Regions from separate parts of the Mus musculus genome. Here all the other regions are linked to region 4. Evidence: chromatin loops called from intact Hi-C (ENCODE). Cell type or tissue: heart. All regions are shown on one strand.

Region 1 (5,000 bases), 65 kb before region 4:
TTCCAAGTAGGTTGGAGGAAGTGGCAGGATGGAGTCAGGGAAGGGAAAGCATTCCAGGCTGAAGGAATACGGTGTGTGTGTGTGTGTGTGTGTGTGTGTGTGTGTGTGTGTGGCTACGTATGAAAGAATGAATAGTTCTGTGGCTAAATCACAAAATGGGCCTATGACAGAGCCAAGGCTTGAAAGGGACCTAGGAAACAATGTTGGCTGAGCTCTTATTACTGACCTGAGATATCCAAGGAGCTATGGGGTTTCCACCACTCTGAAGCTTCGCCTCATTTTGCTAGGGCAAGAAAGTTGGCATGGCTGGTCTCCAAAGCAATGATACATGGGTGTGTGCACATTTAGAAAACATGATGTATATTTGAATACAATTTCTTTCCTTTCAGAGTACCAGTGAATAGATCCTAGGTCTCCAGCCAGCTGGAAGAAGAAAATTCTCCAAGGAATAGAAATCTTAGGAAACAGTACTGGCTTGCATCTTCTTCCTCCCCTATCTAAATCTGTCTGAGTCCAACCAATTCCCCTTTCAAATGCTTCGTCATCTTCTACTTTAAGCTTAGAGCATGGGAAGATAGCTGACATTCCTGCACCTGCTTGCTTGGATGTAACAAGGCTAGGAGAGGCACGTTGTACCACATAAATCTCCAGCTGACTATATCTTCTGGGGCAGAGAATGGAGCAGCCCTCGTCCCCGTGTGAAGCACCCAGGCATGTGTTGTGTGTGATTCAAGGAGAGCTGAAATATGCATTGTTTTAAGAGATTAAGTAGGGTGGAGAGGAACCCGAACCCCGGGCAACCAGCCTGTGGTGAGGCAGACCTTCCCAGTCCAGGGCCACATATCCCCTGCAAACTGTGGACCCAGTAGGCACCACCCCTTTCTGTGTCCATTAACTTTGGGTGGCAAGTGACTCAACAATTTGAAGCTTCAGTTTCCCATATGCAAGATTTGGACACTAATGCATGCCGCAGAAGGCTGTCTGTTGATGACATGGCATGGTGACAGGAAGGTGCCCACGCATAGGCCCTGAGACATTCAGCCAGTATGGCCCCCCAGGAGGTCAGAGGTAACCTACCATCCAGAGAGGGAGAGTTAACAATGTGCTTTGTGCCCATCTTTTCTTGCACACAGGAACTCGTGTCCTTTCACAATTACATAAAATAGCTAGGACAGTGACTCAAAGAAAACCTGGCGCTCCTTCGTATGCTCTCTCCAGTGACTAACACCTCAATTTGCAGTGCTCATGGAGTGGTGTTATTTGCCTTGGCTCCTCTTAGGTCTAGGATCAGGCAAGCTGAACAGGGGAGACTTGTCTCCATTGAAAGATGAAGAGCTGTGACCTCAAGTGGCTCGCTGACTCCCTGGCTGTGAACAGGGGGAACAAAGCCAAGAAGAGGCAGTGTTGGGGAGCGGCAGGGTCTCCGACTCAGCCCAGGCAGGTCTTCAGAAAGCACTATTTGATTTGCTACACCAGGGCCAGCAAGCAGGCTGACCTGGCCTGTGATATTTAACAGGGGCCATGGCCTTGGTTAAGCAAGCCTGTTTCAACGTTTTAGCTGAACTGACTACAGTGAGCACAGTCACACTGGATTGATTCCCTCTCTCACGATGAGAGGGATAAAGAGCAGAATACTATGCAAAAGAAGACAGAATAATTGTAGTGAGTCCAAGGGGCAAGGCCGAGAAATGTACTTGGAATTTGGTAGATCAGATGGTTGTTCTAAAACATCTGGAATATACTCTGCGTGGTGTATCCTGAAGGGACATATGCTGCCCAGAGACTGTATGTTGCTTGCCAGGGTGAGGACATGATGTGGCTGCCAGACACTGGCCTAAGAACCAGCACAGGGCAGGGAGCTGGGCAAAGTGAGAAAGGTCAGGCTGTCCCAGCCATCGGGAGCACATTAACCTTCCCTGGCAGCAGGGCACTGTAGTGGCTCCAAATCACAGTCATCAAAGGCTAGCTAGCTAGTGCAAACAGCCAGCGCTCGGCCAAGGCTGTCTCAGCAAAGGATGAAAAAGAGCAGGTCCTTGGGAGGGGAGGACTTGGACAGGGGCAGGCCCTGAGTTCAGAGTAGCAGCTGGCTGGACAGTCAGGTCTCATGGCTGTGTGATTTTCAAGTTCAGAGAGACACTTGGCCAAAGGACAGTTCTGGAGAAGGTCCTGTGTGCCAGGCCAGTAAAGCCAGAGAAGAAGACTCTGTGGGCTTGGAGATGTAAAACAAAATCAAGCCAAAGGCACTGGGCCATGATTTAAATAAATAAACTCCCGTTATAAAGAGCTAGGTAGTTTGAGTTTTGAACAAGACACAAATGCAAACCAATGACCTCAGACTATCAAATGGCTAACATACCGTTCCAGATGTTTCTCTAACTGGCTTGCTGTGGCCCCAGCAGGTTCAGAAAACCACCTGTGCACTTAGGATGTAACATTTAAAAAGCTTTTCTTGTTAGATATATAATTGGTGAGTTGGGAAGATAGCTGAGTTGGTCAAGTGCTTGCCAGGTAAGCCTCAAGGTGTGAATTCAAATCCCAGCACCCATGCAAAAAAAGTCAGGAGTAGCTCTTATCTCAGCACCGGGGAGGCAGGGGAATCAACCCAGAGGCTGGGCAGTCAGCCAAGACAAACAGAATCCCAGGCTGGTGAGAGATTCTCATCGCTAAACAAGAGGTAGACAGCTCATGAGGTTGTCCCCTGGCCTCCACACACACGTGAACCCACACCCCCATATAATATGTTACTCTGTGGTCTCTTTTGGTTTTATCTCAATTTCCCAGAGCAAGGTCACTGAGACTGATAGCACAGGCCGAAGTTCAAGGCAGGCAGCAACTGTATGTTGCCATACTCACTAGTGGTCAGTTTAAACATTCTAAAATAACTGGCCCAGTAACTACCAATTAGTAACTCGTTCTCGGCGGGACAGTAAGTCTGTAATCAAAGCAGTTTGTCAACAAGGTACAGGCAAAAGTCTCTTTCAGAAATATATAATTGTAAAAAGTCTCTATTTTTCATTAGATAGCTGTGACACAGAAAACATGCTAATCACACAATAGCTTCCCCCCGCCCCAGCTTTTGCACTGAAGTGCCACATGTACTGTTTTGTGTCAAGTTAAATAAGAAATAAATAGGCTACAAACATTAGACATACAGAACATCCACTAGCCTTGGTTTAGAAGGGACAACCCCAAGGGTGTTAAAAGGCACAGGATATGCTGACCAAGTGACAAAGACTAAGCAAAAAATAATGTATAGGACTGGGATTTAAACTTAGCAAATGTCTGAGGATGTATTTGATAGGAAGAGGACGCAGTGTCGGATGACAATGTGTAGAAATGAGTAGTGTGGTCTAACTGCCCTGGCACTGAGGCGTGAGGACCTGGCTCCCTCTGCTCCCTTTGCACAGTCCTCAGAGCACAGTGATGCACCTGAACAAGGGTGACAATTGGTTGTGTTACTTCACAGTCACAGTGGCTGGGGGAGTAGGAGAGGGGTTGGCTCTGCTCTATCCCCAGTGCAGAAGGCTGGGGTCACTTCTAACTCTATCTGAGAATGAGGTACACAGTGCTTTGGTGGGAACCTTGGAACCTCAAACCCAGGAGAGGACACCGATCGCCTGCCCTATGGAGGAGAAAAGGCCACGTTGGTCAAAACTCTTGGAGCACCAACGCTTTCCCCAAATTCCCAACTCGACAATGCTTTCTGACTCAGTTCCTTTTCAGAGTCTGTGGTGTATATGTGTGTGTGTGTGTGTGTGTGTGTGTGGTGTGTACCCAATACAGTAAAACCAATTGTTTCTCATATACCTTACACACATATTCTGAAGGTAACTTGAGATGATGTTTTAGCCACGCACAGACCAGGTTTCCTAATAAACAATCTTCCACTTGTGGTGTTAAACCGGTGCTCCAGAAGTTCTGGTGTTAAACTGGTGCTCCAGAAGTTCTGGCTCTTGGAGCATTTTGCAACTGAGAATTTTTGGATTAGGGATCTCAGGCTGTATCTACAGAACTGTTCATTTTCTTTGTTAAGCTATAGATTTTTTAAATTACTATTATGTAAGGTCCATAATACCTATTTTAACCATTCTCCACACATCTGCTCAGTGGTATCAAGTGCAGTCATGCTGCCGCATGGACGTCATCACCACATTATTCTCTTTAAAGAAGACAAAGTTACGTCACCCATGAGCTGGGGCTCTCAGCAATTGTGGACATTAACTAAAAGCGTTAAAGCACTTTCACCCAGAGGACCCTCCTTGCTAACCCCTCCCTGGACAGACATCTGGTGGCAAGTCTGTATTAATTCTCAAGCATTCTCAAACCCACTAAACCACCGTAAAGGGCAATTAGTGGCTTTATACAATCCGTTATTTATTTACTCAGAAGACTAACTTCTTCCTTGGCTCTCTTCTGTTGTGTGAATACATGCCTGGGACCTTTTAAACTGTGTATTATTTACCTGATAGGACTCAATGGTTTCTCTGGAGCCATTTCATTTTATTGTGGAAATTAGTACTGGGTTGGGGGGAATGTTAAAGCAGAGTTCTAGACTCTCTAGCCTGTGCACTAGCCTCTTGTTAATGTCGTGTTAATGCAGCTGACTGGGCTAATAGCCACCCGAGGGCCGTGAGGGACAATTATGTGGCTTCCATCTAGAAGGGCGGGTGGAGGGTCTCCCTTTGTGAGTACTGATGGATGGATATCACAGGACCCTGTTATAGACCAGAGAGACTTAGCATTTATGGCTCTGTACATGGCCCCACACAGTGGTTTTCAAATAATGAGGATTACCTTACTCTGGGAAGAGCTTCAGTAAATGACCCAGAGGAGCCTTCCAGATAGCTGAAGTGAGAGGGTGGTAGAGACACAAGCTGAGGCCAGGTCCCCCTCAGAGGTACAAGCAGACCTCATCTAGGATCCTGGCTTTGGTGTTTTAGGAGAGAAAAAGGCTAGATCAGCGTTTAAGATGTAAACAGTAAATAAGTAAATAAATAAAG
Region 2 (5,000 bases), 480 kb after region 4:
ATAGAGCCATAGAAAGACGGATGCTGTGGCTTCCTGTGATCAAAGAGGCACCCATATCATACCCAAATTCACAGCAACCCCAGAAGGAATGGGACATTTCTCCCAAGTCACAGAGAGGCAAAGATGCTCCAATGTGGCTCCCAAGTGTGGCCACTAAGCCTGTCTTTCAACTCACCTTCACAGACTGTATAAACCTCAGACTTAAGGGAGAATGCTCGCTCAGTAGACATGATAATCCAGATATCTTAAGAGGTATATATCTGCTCAGCCTTAAAGAACTAAAGGATCCTCTTCCTTTGGAGCACTGTAAAACCCTAGGAGCTGGGGTGATGTTAGCCCAGGGCAAGGTTGCCTGGGGTGGGTAAAAGGCTGGCCCCCTCTATCCCCAATGTACGAATGTAGGCAAGGCTGCCTAACTCTCCCAGACTCCATGCCACCCTTCCTCTGTGAAGTGCAACAATAATTGGAAATCCCACAGGCTTCTGAACAGGCCACACATGCCAGCTGCTGTGGCTTGTCCTGGCTGTCCCCATTATTGCTGCCCCTTTGATAATGGCTTAATCAATGGCAGCCATTATCATCAGCTATACACTCCCATCTTCATTATCTGGAGCTGTCTTGGCCTATGGTGCGCATTCTTCTGTTTTTAGCAGTTCCTAAGAAAGCTTGCACTTTAAGGGAGAAGGCTGAGAAGAGCCACATTCATTTTCTGTGGACCAGCGGGAATTATGCCTGGTTAACCTGTGGCTATCCCACAGCTAGATGATGTGATGGGAGAGCAGAGAGGATGGGAGAGGGGGGTGGGGAAGGTAGCCTCGGGGATGCTAAGGATCAAAGGGCCACTGTAAGAAGGGTGACCCTGGTAGGACCCTGGTGGACCCCTTCCTTTACGGCAGTGCGTCTCAGCCTCTGAAACACATTGTGTCAGCACTAGCTGGCTGGTCTCCATCCCTGACCTTGTGATGAAGTTGTGAAAGGGGCCCATGTGAATCCCTGGATGATGCCAGGCTGCTGGTGTGGGGCCCAGGCTTTGAGAGACTGCTTTAGTGCCAAGCCCAGTAATTCATCAAACGAAATCACTGGCGGGCAAAAATGAAGCCAATGAACGTGAGCTGTTCATGAGCTGAACAGGAAGCAATGACATCAGAGTTGGGGTAGGGGCGGCTCTGCTGGACACCCCCAAGGCACAGTTCCAAACCAAATGGAAATTCTCCTTTGGCTTTAGACCAAGCACCAAAGAACAGTAATTCCAGACCTCATGGGATGTATCCTCAAAGACTAGGTTAGCACCACCCAGCATTCAAGGCCGTGCTTCAGTGAGCTCCTGGGGTCCCCACACTGTGGAGGTGTGGGCCTCTCTGACTCTCACTGGGTTTAGTTTCTCAGAAGCTCCACTCCTATGCCCACATCTCACCTGAGAAGGAGGCTGAGATCTCCCAAGGACTTGGTGGTCCTTCTGCCCCTGCCTTCCCTAGGCTACTCTGAGCCTCTCTTCCCTGTCTTCTTCCCATAGTCTCAAAAGCAGATTGCTCACCCCATGTTTTACCTGATAGGTATCGTATGCATTGACTCCAAACCAAGGTGTATGTTATAATCTCTAGTGTGTAAATTAGGCAAGCAAGGATCTGGATTCCAGGCAGCTCATTCAAGGTTGCTCAGCTAAAAGGATGGTTCATTGACACCATCTCCAGCTGATCGAGCCAGAAACTGATTTACCACCCAGGTTTCCCTATTCCTTGGCTTTTACCTTGATTTATTGGATAATCATTTCCTTCCAGAGAGAGGCTCAGTAGCTTTCCCGGAGCTGTGAGCCAATGTGGAAGGTATGGGAATTTTAGTCATTAGACTAGATGACATTCGTCATTAGAATAGAGTAACGCTTCAGAGGGTTGCCTCCTGGTTCAAAGTCCACCATGTTGAGGCCCTCCTCTTCTAACAGCAGAGGTGGACTTGACCATAGACGCTCATCTTTGCAGGAAAGAGAAGGTCTCATCTCTTCCATAGCCAGTTAGCTGGTTCCCAGTCTGAACCAGTCCAGACAGACATCGCAGCTGACGTTCCTTCTTTCCTGAGAGTACAGTGACCCCATGTGGCTATTGCCAGGCACAGCAACTTACAGAGTGTGACAGCTATTTCTTCCCTACAAAGCTGTGTTGAGCCTGTAGGACAGTGTCTCCCTGGCATGCAACTGTGAGGCCCAGTGTGGTCTGAGCACATCCCTCCAGGCCCTGCTGAGGGGATGTAAACGTCGTGCTTGGGGATGGCTGACCTTCAATTCTTTTTTTCTGCCCTGTAGGCTCTCACTCCCAGCCCTTCACACACCCTCCCTGCATCTTAGAGACAGGTGAGATGGAGGGAACTGTTGTGTGACCTGTAGATGCAGGAGGTGGAGATGGGGGACAGAATTGGGGGGGTCTACATGTATTGTTTGAAGCTATACCCCCATTTACACATACAAGTGTAAGCACTAAGGAAGCCTCTGCTAACACCACCCAGACGAAGTGCATGGGAACAGGGAAGGATTGCATGTGGCTGCTGCGGACACTTGCTGAGCTTGGCACAGCTTAGAAAGGGTCTTTTTTCCCCCTTCCCCCACATAACGTTAAGTCCCCTGAACATAGGTAGGTGGTTTAGTGGGATCCGTTCACACCTTCTGTTTTCTGTCCCTCACTTCCCTTTCTCTGGCTATAAATAAAACCTGCCTGAGACAAGGTGTAGTGAACTCTGAACCACTTCTCCTTGGGTCTGTAGGACTCAGTTCTGAAATGGCAAATGCAATCGGTCAAGATCCCACCAGACTAGACGGCTGCGGTGTGTCCTGTAAGAGTCATATGTGTGGGTTCTTAACAGATGCTAAGACTGGCCTGTAACGTTTCTGAAACCTTCCTTGTGAGGAGGACAAGGGCTACCCCCGCCCCCCCCAAAAAAAAACCCTTTCTTTCCTTTGCTCAACTGCTGCTCTTCTCATCTCAAGGAGAAGCCCTCCTGTGGCAGATTTGTGACTGAATCTAGACAGTGTTGATTAATAATGAGCAGTCTGCCATCTTGTCTGTTTGTACAGTTGTGTCCAATATTTTAAAAATATCACTTGAGGTGGTTGAATATATATGAATCGATAGAAGATACACACACACACATGAATTGATAGAAGATATGATTTAAGGTACGTATATCATTGGCTTCCCAAGAGGACTCACCCAAGAAATCTTAAAATTTGAGATCTCCTGTAGCCCTTGTGTTAGCTGACTGACAAAGAGATTGTAGGACAGAGAACTCACAGCTAGACTCTGACATACTGTTAATTGGAGACTAAGCAGAAATAATGGCACGTTAACAATGTAGCCCACTGGGAAAATGGAGTTGTCGTTATGACCAGATCTTTCAAACTAACCTCTTCCATCAGAAGTGCAAGTCTGCCCATGTCTTCCAAGGAAGGGAATTGTCTTGGGAAGGTCTGGGCGAGCACTGTGAAGCCTTTTGTTGTGGAATCTTAGCTCAAACTTGTCATCCAAATCTTACTTGATCCAAATCTTACCTGTAGCTAGTACCCTGGTTTCTGCCCTTGCAGTGCCTCAGAATTTCCAGTAGGTGGCACAAGCTACACCTCTCTACTCATCTGTCTTCCCACTAGAACTTAATTGAAAAGATGCTCACTTCTTCCTTTTCCCCTCCTTTCTCGTCACCTGTCTCCCATCTTTCTCTTTGACCAAAAAGAAAATAACATACAAACCAACCAAACAAACAAACTCCAAAAACAAACAAACACTCAGACTTTCTGTTGATTTGGCTGTGAGGATTAATTCAAAGGGGGCCACATGCAAAAGGGAAATGCTACCTTTAAAGATCATGGGGCAGGCAAGAAATGCCACAATGAACTCTTCTGAGTGGCCACTGGCTCTTGTCAGCCATACCTGTAACTGCTTTCACTTTTCAAAATTCACCTTGTACCAGGGACACCTGGATGCTGAGCCTCCTTTGCTTTTGACTACACCAGACAACATCCAATCCCAAATCCTACCTGGTAAACAGCAGTCAAAACAGACTGGTCAGTTCCCCCTAGACACCCCTCAGACAGTCTAGAAAGGCTGACTGGCTTTTTTCTCTTGAGGACCCTGCATGAATCTCCAGCATCGATGAGCATATGTAAAGACTGGGAACCCATGTGGACTCCAGATGTTGACAAACAGTAGAGGGAGGATATATCGGTTTGCTTTTCTGTTGCTGTATTTAAATACTGACCAAAACTAACTTGAAGAGGAAAGGGTTTATTTTAGCTTACAAGTCCATACTCAAGGAAACCCTAGGCAGGAGCTCAAAGGCAGGAATCGAGAGACAGGAACAGCAGAGACAATCCGGGAGCACTGTTTACTGCTTTGCTTCCCCTCCATTTCTGATGCGGCCAGTAGGCATTGCTCAGATAGATACTAGCTTTTGTTTTCACCACAGGCTGCAGCCTGCACATTCCGCAGCTGGGAAAGATGTTACAGCTGGAGCGCACCAGATGGACTCTGGTGCGCAGAATGGTTATTAAAGCGAGCCCCTGGAACTGACACTGATGGAAGGGAAGGGGAGGCGGTGTGGGTCAAGGGAGCAGTCAAGTCACAATGCCAGGCCATCAATAAGCTCAGTCACCAGAATGATCCCTCGGTGATGGCCCGTGGCAGGCAGAGCCCAGCCTTGATAGACCCATATTGATTAGGCTCAGATGTGAGCTGTTCAGAATGCAGAATGACCACAGGCAAGGCAGCTCTCTGTGGCTCAGCCAGCTCTGCTAAAAGGAGCAGAGAGCAGGGGCTTGTATACAGGCAGCATGGGCAGCAGCCATCAAGCAGGGCTTAATCATAAGAGCCAGGAAGGTGCATTATGTGTGCTAGCTACAGTCCACCCTAAGCCCCTCTGGTTTCTCTTGCAAGATCCCTGTTGACTTATCTTCTCAGGGGAAACTTGAGGAGGATGGGGAGAGGGTACATGACTCAGCAGCAGAACAGCTTCTCAGTCAC
Region 3 (5,000 bases), 100 kb before region 4:
GGGAAAAGAAAGAAAGATGGAAAGATCCAGGCCCTCCCCTGGGAAAGGTATTTATAAGTCAGCTATATTTATTCAGCACCCATTCTTGACAGCCTGGTGGCTTCAGTTGTCTGAATTGTATGTTTATTCAACCATTAACAGTATTTATAATACAAAAGGATGAATTTCCTTTTTTAAAAAAAGCTATGTGCAGGGGAGTCGTCCCCCTCTGTGGAGAAGGGGAGAAGGGTGGAGGAGGTCTGGTGAGAGCCAGGACCCAGAGGAGAGGGAGAGGGGAAGATGTGACTGGGTTGCAAAGTAAATAACTAAATCAAGGAATGAAACAAACTAACTAAGCCAGAGTGTGGCACCTGTTACTTTTTGGATCTTTCTAGTTGTTTCCTATCAGCTTCTCAGTGGCTCTGCCCTAATGATCTGGCACCCTCCCTTTCTTCTCCTGGCAGCTTTTCTGTTCATCTCAGGCCCCATTGATGCCCCAGTGAAGATAAGCCAAAGAAAGTGGAAGGGGCTGAGGACCTTCTTGACCAGGAAGCTGCCAGGGCAGAAAATGTCAGGTAAAAGAGGAAGAAAAGGAAGTGAGAGAGGAGGAAAAGGAAGTGAGAGGAGGGAAGGAAAAGAGGAGGAAAAAATCCAATGGGAAAGGGGAGGGCAGGAAGGGTTTATTTGCATCACTCGCCTAGGGATGGTACTGCCCATAGTGGGCTGGGCTCCTACACCAACGGACACTCAAGAGAACGCCCCATAAACATAGCCTCAGGCCATTTCTTATGGAGACAGTTGCTTAACTGAGGTTTCCTCTTCCCAGATGTGTCAAGTTAGAACTAATTATGACAGAAGGGAAGGAAGAACGGGGGATGTGGGAGTACACATGAAGGGGGAAGAAGAGGAAAAGCTGATGGGAACTAAGATAAGGAACTAAGAGGGAAGAGAAGGGGCGGGAAGAGGAGCAGGTGTGACCATAGTCACAGTAGTGGTGGTTGTATTGGTCCACCATGGGCTTCTCTCCTCTGACTCTGGAGAATAACAGAATGAACTCATCAGTATATCCTGGCTGTTGCCTGTACCTGGCACATAGTAGGTGCTTTGTATATAGCAGCTGGGTGTGTAAGACATTTTGCATGTTAGGTGACTTTGGTCTCTCGAGGGACAGCTATTTTCATGGCTTAAAGGGAGAGACAATGTTGGTTCTTGGCCTTTCGAGTTTTTAGACTCTTCCCACAGCTTTCTTAGGCCAGTGGCTGTTTCTGTTGTGTGTTTATTTTTCTAACAGAGATTGCAAATCATTTGGGGGTAAGTGGACACTCCTCTCCATGCAGGGGGGTGTGGAAGAGTGCTTTTCCATTTCATTCTACCATATCCCTAAGAGAACAAACAGTCCCAGCACAGGCAACAGCCAGAGCTACACGGCCTGCCAACAGGCTCAGCCTCTTCACTGGTACAGACAAGGAATATAACGAGAAACATTTCCACTCATAAAAAGTTCTAGAAACTTCACATATTGGGCTGCTCTTTCTGACTCAGCCCTCTATTTTGACCACTGGGGAAGTCATTAAACTTATTTTCTCATACATACTTGTTTTTTCTTCTTATCTTTACTATGCTCCCCATATCATCTACTAGAAATATTTGGTGTTTTGGGCACCCCAGTGCCTAACACTTCTGTTACCAGCTATGAGTCGAAACCACAAATGCTACGATCACCTTAATTATCACTCTAATTGTGTCTGTTTTCAAAAATGACTAAAATTCACAGGGACAATTTCCACACAAAGTCCGAGAGAGACCACCTGACTGCCGTCCCAAGGGCCAATGAGCTCAGCAAAGGGAAAGCGACTAAAGTGGGTGCTGGAGCAGCTGAGGGGACGGGAGGGGAAGGCTGCATGCAGGGAGCTGGCACGCAGTTCCAGTAACCAGATGAGGAAGGGAGACCTCCCTCGCTCCCCAGATTCAGTTACCTTAGCACGTGATTTTTAAATGACACATCTGGCTTCCAACCCTAGAACTCTGTGCCCTGGTTAATGTATAAAAGTCTAATTAATACGTAAAAGATTACTACTCGACTTAGGTCTGACAGAGAAGCAGGCAACACATTCTATACTTGGGTGAGGATGAGGGAGGGCTGTCAAACAGTGAGCAGGGCTGTGATCCCAGCAGGGTGCCTGGGGTTCCCCAGATGTTGCTGCTTGTGTGGCACCCCAAACGAGGGAGGCAGTCATCACTGGTATTATTGATCTTTCTGAGAACGGGCTGGGATATCTTGAGAGCACGTTATAGTCTGACTTTCAGAGGGCTTTTGGCTTATAGTCTGTCACTGCAGTTGAACTGTAAGCCACCGGAGGGCAGGAATCTCCTGCCTGCTGTTTCTGGAGACTTCATTTATCCTGCCACATGTGGACATGCATTGTACTGCATGCTTTTGGGTCAGCTAACAACTGAAGGCAGGATTCAAGCTGAACTCATGAAACTCCACCTTCTGCCTCCTTGACACCTGCTTTCTCCCTGGAACACTAAATTATCTTCAGTCTCCAGAGCATGGCTGGCCAGTCTTCTTACTCACCTTCCACTCCTTTCTCCTTGCGAGCTGGTGCTGGCTATGGGAGATGCATTCAGGTTTTAGCAGTAGAAGTGGACAGATGATGTGGGGTTGGTTGTTCTGTATCAGGCCTGTTTACGCTGTTACAAAGAACCCACATCTTGCCAGAAAACAGCATTCAGGGGTAAATCAACATTATTCTTTGGCCATCCTAAGAAGCACTTTTGGTTCTGTAAATCTGATATCCCTTAATCCATATCCTTAGAAATAAGACTCACCGGGGGCTGGACAGAGAGCTGAGCAGTTAAGAGTATACCCTGCTCTTGCAAAGGGCTTGCGTTTGGTCTCAGAACCCACATTGGGCGAGCGATCCACGAATACCCACACTCATGGACACATACCCAGACAGATACATACATAATTAAAGAAGAAATAGGCCCATCAGTTCAGTTTGCCTCAGTTTCTTGAGGCCTTGGGTGCTAAACCCATTATCCCTGGTGATCCTGTTTACCCAGGGGTGGCCACAAAGTTAGGGCTTCCTTTGAGAAGGACATTTAAGTGACCGTATCGTGCAAGGGCAAATAGCCACATCAAAAATGGGAGGCAGCGATCTTTTTCTACGTCCTTCCCCCTCACCATATTAAAACTTACATGTCATCGAAGATCAGTTTCTGTCTCTTGCAGTCCCTGTGGCCATTGGAACCTGGAGACCATGGCTCCGTCTGGGGCCGTGACTTGCTATGGAGGGTGCCATTTTCAGAACTGTTGTGAGATGCCTTCTAAATAAAAAATGAGACAGAAGCCACTGAGGCATGGCTACTTGGCCGAGAGAGCGACAGATACCTTTTAACCCAGAGAATATCACTCTGCTCTGTACTAGACATGATGGTGATTTTGTTTCAATAAAGAAAAAGTAACAGGTTGTGTATTTTTTTATCCAAAATACTGGGGACCACAAGTGATTTTTTTTGGGAGGTAGAACCCAAGTCTAAGTATGAAACTCGTCTGTTTTTCTCCCCACGCATGTAGTGATTAGATATACATTAAAACAATTGTATGCTGTATGTTTTAAAACAGTTTTGTGAATCTATCCTAGGAGGAAGTCAGGTGTGGAATGACCCGATTGCAGAATTAGAATTATGTTGGTGTTCAGCAAGTTTCAGATCTTGGAACCCTGTGGCTTAGGGATGCTCAGCCTGTGCATGTCTAGGGATCAAGCTGAGGACTTCTGCACCGTTGTCAATTCTGTTCTCACGGTAATATAAAAAAGGGTGTCTTATGCTCCTTCCATGGATGGGAGAAAAGACTGGGTGGGTTAGGCAACTTTCTCAAGTTCAAATAGTAACCATGGGTGGAGGACCTGGGCTTGTATTTTTCCCAATTTAGATACATAACAGAATCATATGGAAGCCTGCTAAAACAGATCGCTGACTTAGCTTCTCCTTTAGTAGATCTAGGGTAGGGTTTAAGGATTCTCTCTCTCTCCCCCCCCCTCTCTCTGTGTTTCCCTGTCTGTGTCTCTCTGTCTGTCTCTGTCTCTGTCTCTCTCCAGATAAGGTCTTAATATATAAATCTGGGCTGATTTTGAACTACCTCAGCCTGCTGAATGCTAGGATCACAGGTGTGTGCTGCTGCCACAGTCCCCGTGAGAATCTGGATTTCTAGGCTAGGGACAGAGTGGCGGGCTCAGTTTCACTGGGTTTATTTAGAAAGAAAGGGCCTTGACAAACCGTGAGGTCCCCAGCAATCGTCTGCAGCTGACTCTCAGCCTTTGGCTCTTTGTTGGAAGACGCTGAAGTCAACAACCCGTTGCCGTGAGGTCGGCTGGAAGAAGTCAGGTCCTCGCTGGCGTATTTGTGTTTACATGTGTCTGAGAGTGGCGAAGTGGGCGACCGGAGCATCTTTTCATTTTTGTTTATTGGTATTGCCAAGCTGAAAAGAGAAACAGCAACGGAGCGTCCCAGTCTGCACAGGGAAGAGAGGCCGTGCTTCTTGTACTGCCCAGCCTCTCACTTAACATCTGTTGGCAGGAAGAAGTTTCTTGGGAATTACTTTGGAGAAGTGACTTTATGGCACCAGGATCACAGTAAACAATAAACAGAGCTCATGCTTGGTTTCTTTACTTTATCGGGACGCCCAGTAATCTGGAGCTCCTGCCAATGAAGGACTGAGAAGAGTAACATGTTCACACTCCCAGTGCTCCATCAAGGGGTCTACAAATACTGAATAAGTGAGCTGTTCCTCACGAGCCTGAGTAGCTGGGAAAAGCCAAGCAACAGTCAACAGCAGTAAGCTGTACTCAGTTTCTTAGAGGATCCCCGCCGGCCAGCGACTGAGTCTGTAGGATACAGTCACAGAACATCAGGGTGACTCCAAGGCCTGAAGCCACCTTCCAACCACTGAGTGTCTGAATTCACCAGGCACCGATCAGAATAAACACACAACAAAGCAACTGGTACCTGAAACC
Region 4 (5,000 bases):
CCTCCCTCCCTCCCTCCCTCTCTCTGCCCCCTGGCCCGGCCAATATTCAGGCTCAAGACTCCATGAAACAGATATTTTCCATTCTATGACCTCAGTTTTAGGAATTCGTTTTTTTTTTTTTTTTTTTTTTTTGCTTCTTCTTCTCCAGAATCTAGTTATTTTACTTGGCAGCTTTCCAGCTTTCATTCTTTCTTTCTGTCTCTTTCTCTCCCTCTCTTCCACTCTCCACTTATCATTCATTCCTATTCATCAGTGCTTTGAAGACACTCGAGTCAAGAGTCTCGATGTGATGTCTGCAGGGTGTTAGAATTAGTAAGTGAAACTAATGGGATTTCCCACTAAATTTGAATTTTATGTAAACAACAAATAATATTTTTTTGCATATGTATGCCCTAAATATTGCACAGAACACACACTGAAAATTATTCCTTGTCTATCTGAAATTCAAATTGAACTGGGTGCCTTGTATTTTATCTGGCATCTCTACTCAGAGGTTGAAGAGAGGCATCTATTTACACCTCCCAGAGGAGGGGAACTTTCCTACAGACCTTCCTCCTGAATGTTCCTGGCCTCGAAAGCTTTCCACAGCTTCCCTTTATTTTAACTGTGGCCTACGTGCTGGATTGCGAGCTCCCCAGGGCAGAGAGCAGCATGGCATGGGCAGGGTCCATCGGAGGCACTAGGGTCTCGCACAGCACCACCCAAGGTCAGCATTTGCACAAATGCCTCCCAGGTAACAACAGACCCCAGTGCTGCTCCCAGCCATGCAAGCTGGGTCTGAGCTGATGATTTATTCAAGCACTGAGCATCAGTTTGGAATCTTCTCTGCTCAGTTCTTGTTCAGAGGCACTTGGCACGATCAGTAACAGTGACGATTAAAAACTCTGGTTATTTAGAGACATGTCAATATTCATCGTCTTACGAATATGCTGAAGTCTAGTGACCAGGACAGGTCATCTACAGAGGTGTCCTGAAAAGCATGGCTCCAGGAGTCAAACCAGGCCGAATCCTGGCTCAATCACAAACCTCTCACGCATGGATGCCTGTGCTTTGCCCATGTCATTTCTACACTCTTGGGGTGGGGACCTTCTCAGCACACTAAAAAGGGGGGCGAGGGGCACAAGATAGGGAAGACTCCCCATTTTTGAAGATGGCTTTAAAAAAAAGAAATTTTGTCTTGTGGTCAAATGAATGATTTTTCCTCAAATCTATAAATATTTTCCATCTGTATTTTCTATGTTTACTGATTTGAAAAATATTTCCAGAGTATATAGTTTCTGAAATTTTTATCATATTGGTCTAAGAAGCAAAAGTTTATGGTTATTATTTCTACTCAATTATTGCCTATTTTTCTTGTTTTACTTCTAATATTCTATTTATTCCTGGAGATTCAAAACAAACACACACATAAAACCACCCCAATATTCCTTCTGTCCTCTATGCCCTTAAATATAAGTGATCCAGTAGATATAATCAGTCTTGTAATTTTTGGGTCAAACAAATCTCCAAGTGAGATCACTCAGTGGCTCTGCGTCTTTCTGAAATTACTCCCTTTCTGTTGCTATAACGAAATACCCCAGCTGGAAAACCTTTCAACGCTTAGAGGCTGGCTTGGGTCCAATTCCTAGAGGGCTCTGGTGTTGGGTTGGCTTTGGTGAGGACCTGGAGGCAGAAGGTGCTAACGTAAGAATCAGTCACATCACAAAACTAAAAGCCAGAGAGGTTCAGGAGTCAGGCTCAGGGTTTACAATGCCCAAGAAACCAGCAACCCCAAGGAACTGAAGACTCTACGCCAGGCTCCATCTCTTATGTTAAATGTCCCTTAGCTCACTTCTGTATAGCCACACCGGACATCCAGCCTCACAGAGCACATCCAAACCACTGGACATGCCTGGAGACCACTTCAGGTGTCAATTCCCGTTTGTATTTTTAATGTAATCCAGTGCCCATGGACAAAGTGCGTTCGAAATCCCTGAAGGCTAGGGATGGCTCCGTGGATAAGGACCCAGGCTGCTTTTCCAGTGGTTTCCAGCACACATACCGTGGCTTACAACTGCATGTTACTCCAGCTCCAGGAGATCTGACGCCCTCTTATGGCCTTTCTGGGCACTGCATGCACATGGTGCCGAGACATACATGCTGGTAAACACGCATACGGACAGTAAAACGACAAAACAAAATCCAACAACACTGGTCTGTCTATTGCATGTGTACATGTGCTCGCTGGGCTACTACTTCTTCTTCTATAAAATGGAGGTGCTATGTCTACTCTGTGAAGATTCTGAGCTACCTCACCCCCCTTGCAGCTTCAGTTCACATTCGTTTAAATAACACAACTGGTCCGTGCACTTAGCATAAGTATGCCAACTTGTGGTCACTAAATACTCGCTTTTATTGCCTGAATGCTTGAAATTCCATACAGTCCTTATTTTTTAAATATGCAAAGTATTGAAAAAGAAAACAACCTAAAAAGGTGAGTGTACGTAGGCATGTGTGTAAAATTTCAGTCATCTGCCCTAACCATGTACTTCAGCCATGTCAGACTAGAGGTGGAAGTGGGTAATTCTCTATGGCAGAACCCTAGCTGCAGCGGCCAATGCATTTTACATTCTCTGTGAGATCTGGGAGGCATGGCTTCACTGTGGTGGCCTGTGCCAGCAGCAGAGGCCCTCTGAGGTGAGCAGGTGGGCTGAGGCTGGGAACCCACTTGCTGGGAGGAGAATTCCAGACTTCTGCTTAGTTCTGCCCACACTGTAGGCTCCCGCAGGGCAGGCACTAAGGCCTGGGGCCCGGCTTTCCTTGTATCCTCACAGGCCCTCCAGAGGCCTTTCTCTTGTCAGTAGGTGGGAGATGAAGACTGAAAGAGCTTTTTAGGGAACTATCAGCCCTTTGTTTAGAAATGGCATTTCTTCCTTAAGGACTGCTCTTCTCTTCAGAGGTCTCCAGTGCCAGGCCACAGACCTAAAGCAGTGCCTGTCAGCGGCTTTAGAGCCGGGCAACCAGCCAGACTCCTGGTGCTGCTGCCGCCAACTGTGAAGCCTCAGGGAGCCTGCTCAGTGCTTGGTGATACAGTGGTAATGTACCTCATCAGACTGCCCTGTGGACTGAATGCAACAATGTATCCAGTTGAGCGCCTGGCACAGAACAGGTATTTAATCTGGGGAAATATCTCAGGTGCCAGGTGTACAGATAGGATACCAGTGATAAGGGGCAAGGGTGGATTCAGTTTGTAACCACTTCAGCTGTGCATTTCAGAGGTTCCCATCTTAGACTGTGTGGAAGAGAGAACACATTCAGCTCACAGTGATAGACAGTAAGAGAAAGTGCACAAAATGCCCAGTGAATGTGTTCCAATCATTGCTGGGTTCTTCTACCAATTTATTTACTCGTACAAGGACTTTGGCACTGTGTAAATACAATGTTCTGAATGCAGGGGAGGCTCCTACAAACAAGCACGGAGAGGAAGCTGTGGGGAAGGCAGGGCTGTGCCAGGAGAAAACAAAACCAATCCATTAATGTCAGACGATATTTACTGTTGGTAACAGTCAGTAAATGTGGTAACAAGAAACAGATTCCTTCTACAGCCAAAGGTCTCCTCCAAAAAAAGGGGGAAAGAAGTTAGCATCTGCTAAGGTCACTGAGAACACAGAGCAACTGAAGTTTGCCAGGACAGGCTCTGTGCACTGGAAGGGCTCATGCCTTCTTCTAGAACTTGTGGGTTGCAACTCCATTCTTGGTCAAACGACCCTTTCATGGGGGACCCTTAAGATCACCGGAAAACACAAATATTTACATTATGATCCCCAACAGTAGCAAAATTACAGTTATGCAGTAGCAATGGAAATAATTTTGTGGTTGGGGGATCACCATAGCATGAAGAACTGTATTAAAGGGTCACAGCAGTAGGAAGGTTGAGAACCACAGCTCTAGAGACCACCCACTGTAAGCACAAGCTCATCACTAGCTGTGTATCTGGTCTTTTTAGGGGTCACTAGAAACTTCCTCCTACCGTAAAACAGGGCCCGAGCAGCTCCATCACAAGCCCGTGAGACTATCCTACAATCTTCTGGGTTTCAATTCTTTAACTGAAAACTATGTGGGTCCGATGAAGATACTTTTGAGTCCCCTGGGGTTGGGTTTTAGGGCTGTGTTCAGGCCCATCCTGTTCCAGCTCTGTGCAGAGCAAGGGCTCGGGAGATGGCCCAATGGATAAAGTACTTGTGCAAGTGTGAGAGGCTAAGCTGTAATACCCAGAACTCAGGCCAAGCGGGATGCAGGAGCAGACATCTGTAATCTCAGCGCACCTAGTGCGAGATAGGAGGCAGGTTCAGGAGAATCCCTGGAAGTCTTCTAAGGAAACCAAGTCTTTACAAGCTGGCCAGCCTTGCATAGGCAGAGGCAAACAACAACAGGGAAGAGAAGTACGAGGCTCTAGAGAATCAAACAGAGGACATGGGAATGGACGCCTCCATTTTGCTAGAGGCTTCTCTACCAGCCCTTGGGTCAAGCCTCCAACCAGGTGTAGGATCACAGAAGACATAGTCTTGTTCTAGAAGGGCAAACCTTATTGGCATTCCTACATGAACAGGAGAGTTGAACCAAGGTGATCTAACACCCGACCTCCCTCTTGGGCAAAATGGACAACAACCCTGGCATCTTTTCTCCTCCACCAGCCATGTTGACTAAGCCGTGCACGCAGGCTGCTCATGGCAGTCTCTGAGAGATGCCCCCTCATTCCTTCACAGACCTGCATCTACCTTGGGCTTCTGTATGATGTCTGAGGGGGTCTGGGAGTACTTATTTTTCATCCTTGGTATTTGAGAGTGGGGGAAGCAGGACCTGGCCAGCCTTTTCCAGCAAGGGCTGTTTCGTTAGCTTTCTCAGCTTTCTAGCTAACAGGATCTTGGCGAATCACTTACACAGATACAGAGAAGAGGTCTCCAGGGACAGACACCTAATAAGCTAAAAGATCGGACATAATTCATCATTTTACACACGTA

What was found. Hi-C counts contacts between places; a loop is a spot of excess contacts. Peaks named below come from ENCODE experiments on the same cell type or tissue, not always from the same donor. Only the 100,000 strongest peaks of a DNase experiment are listed, where the experiment ranks them.
Region 1: a loop joins it to region 4, with 2.1 times the contacts of the local background. A loop is called at or near these places in 2 of 42 quality-filtered maps.
Region 2: it touches region 4 in a loop (2.6-fold over the local background); 4 of 42 quality-filtered maps call a loop at or near these places.
Region 3: it touches region 4 in a loop (2.2-fold over the local background); 2 of 42 quality-filtered maps call a loop at or near these places.

The regions. Positions count from the first base shown.
Region 1 is chr1:38,240,058-38,245,057 of GRCm38, forward strand. All of the region lies in intron 10 of Aff3 (AF4/FMR2 family, member 3), which reads right to left. All of the region lies in intron 1 of Gm16150 (a long non-coding RNA gene), which reads left to right. Among named protein-coding and RNA genes, the nearest start is that of Gm16150, 23 kb to the left of the region's middle. In heart, no CTCF peak of the experiment used is centred here; DNase peaks (open chromatin) are centred at 704, 994, 1,404, 1,954 and 1 weaker place; H3K27ac peaks cover 214 bases.
Region 2 is chr1:38,785,557-38,790,556 of GRCm38, forward strand. No RefSeq gene overlaps it. Among named protein-coding and RNA genes, the nearest start is that of Lonrf2, 49 kb to the right of the region's middle. In heart, CTCF peaks have their summits at 2,087 (motif pointing left) and 3,582 (motif pointing right); no DNase peak of the experiment used is centred here.
Region 3 is chr1:38,200,627-38,205,626 of GRCm38, forward strand. Aff3 (AF4/FMR2 family, member 3) reads right to left here. Exons shown (of 22, transcript NM_001290814.1): 14 at 4,264-4,465; 15 at 3,185-3,312. Among named protein-coding and RNA genes, the nearest start is that of Gm16150, 16 kb to the right of the region's middle. In heart, a CTCF peak has its summit at 2,353 (motif pointing right); a DNase peak (open chromatin) is centred at 1,365; H3K27ac peaks cover 443 bases.
Region 4 is chr1:38,305,334-38,310,333 of GRCm38, forward strand. All of the region lies in intron 8 of Aff3 (AF4/FMR2 family, member 3), which reads right to left. Among named protein-coding and RNA genes, the nearest start is that of Gm16150, 89 kb to the left of the region's middle. In heart, a CTCF peak has its summit at 2,090 (motif pointing left); a DNase peak (open chromatin) is centred at 3,018; H3K27ac peaks cover 1,005 bases.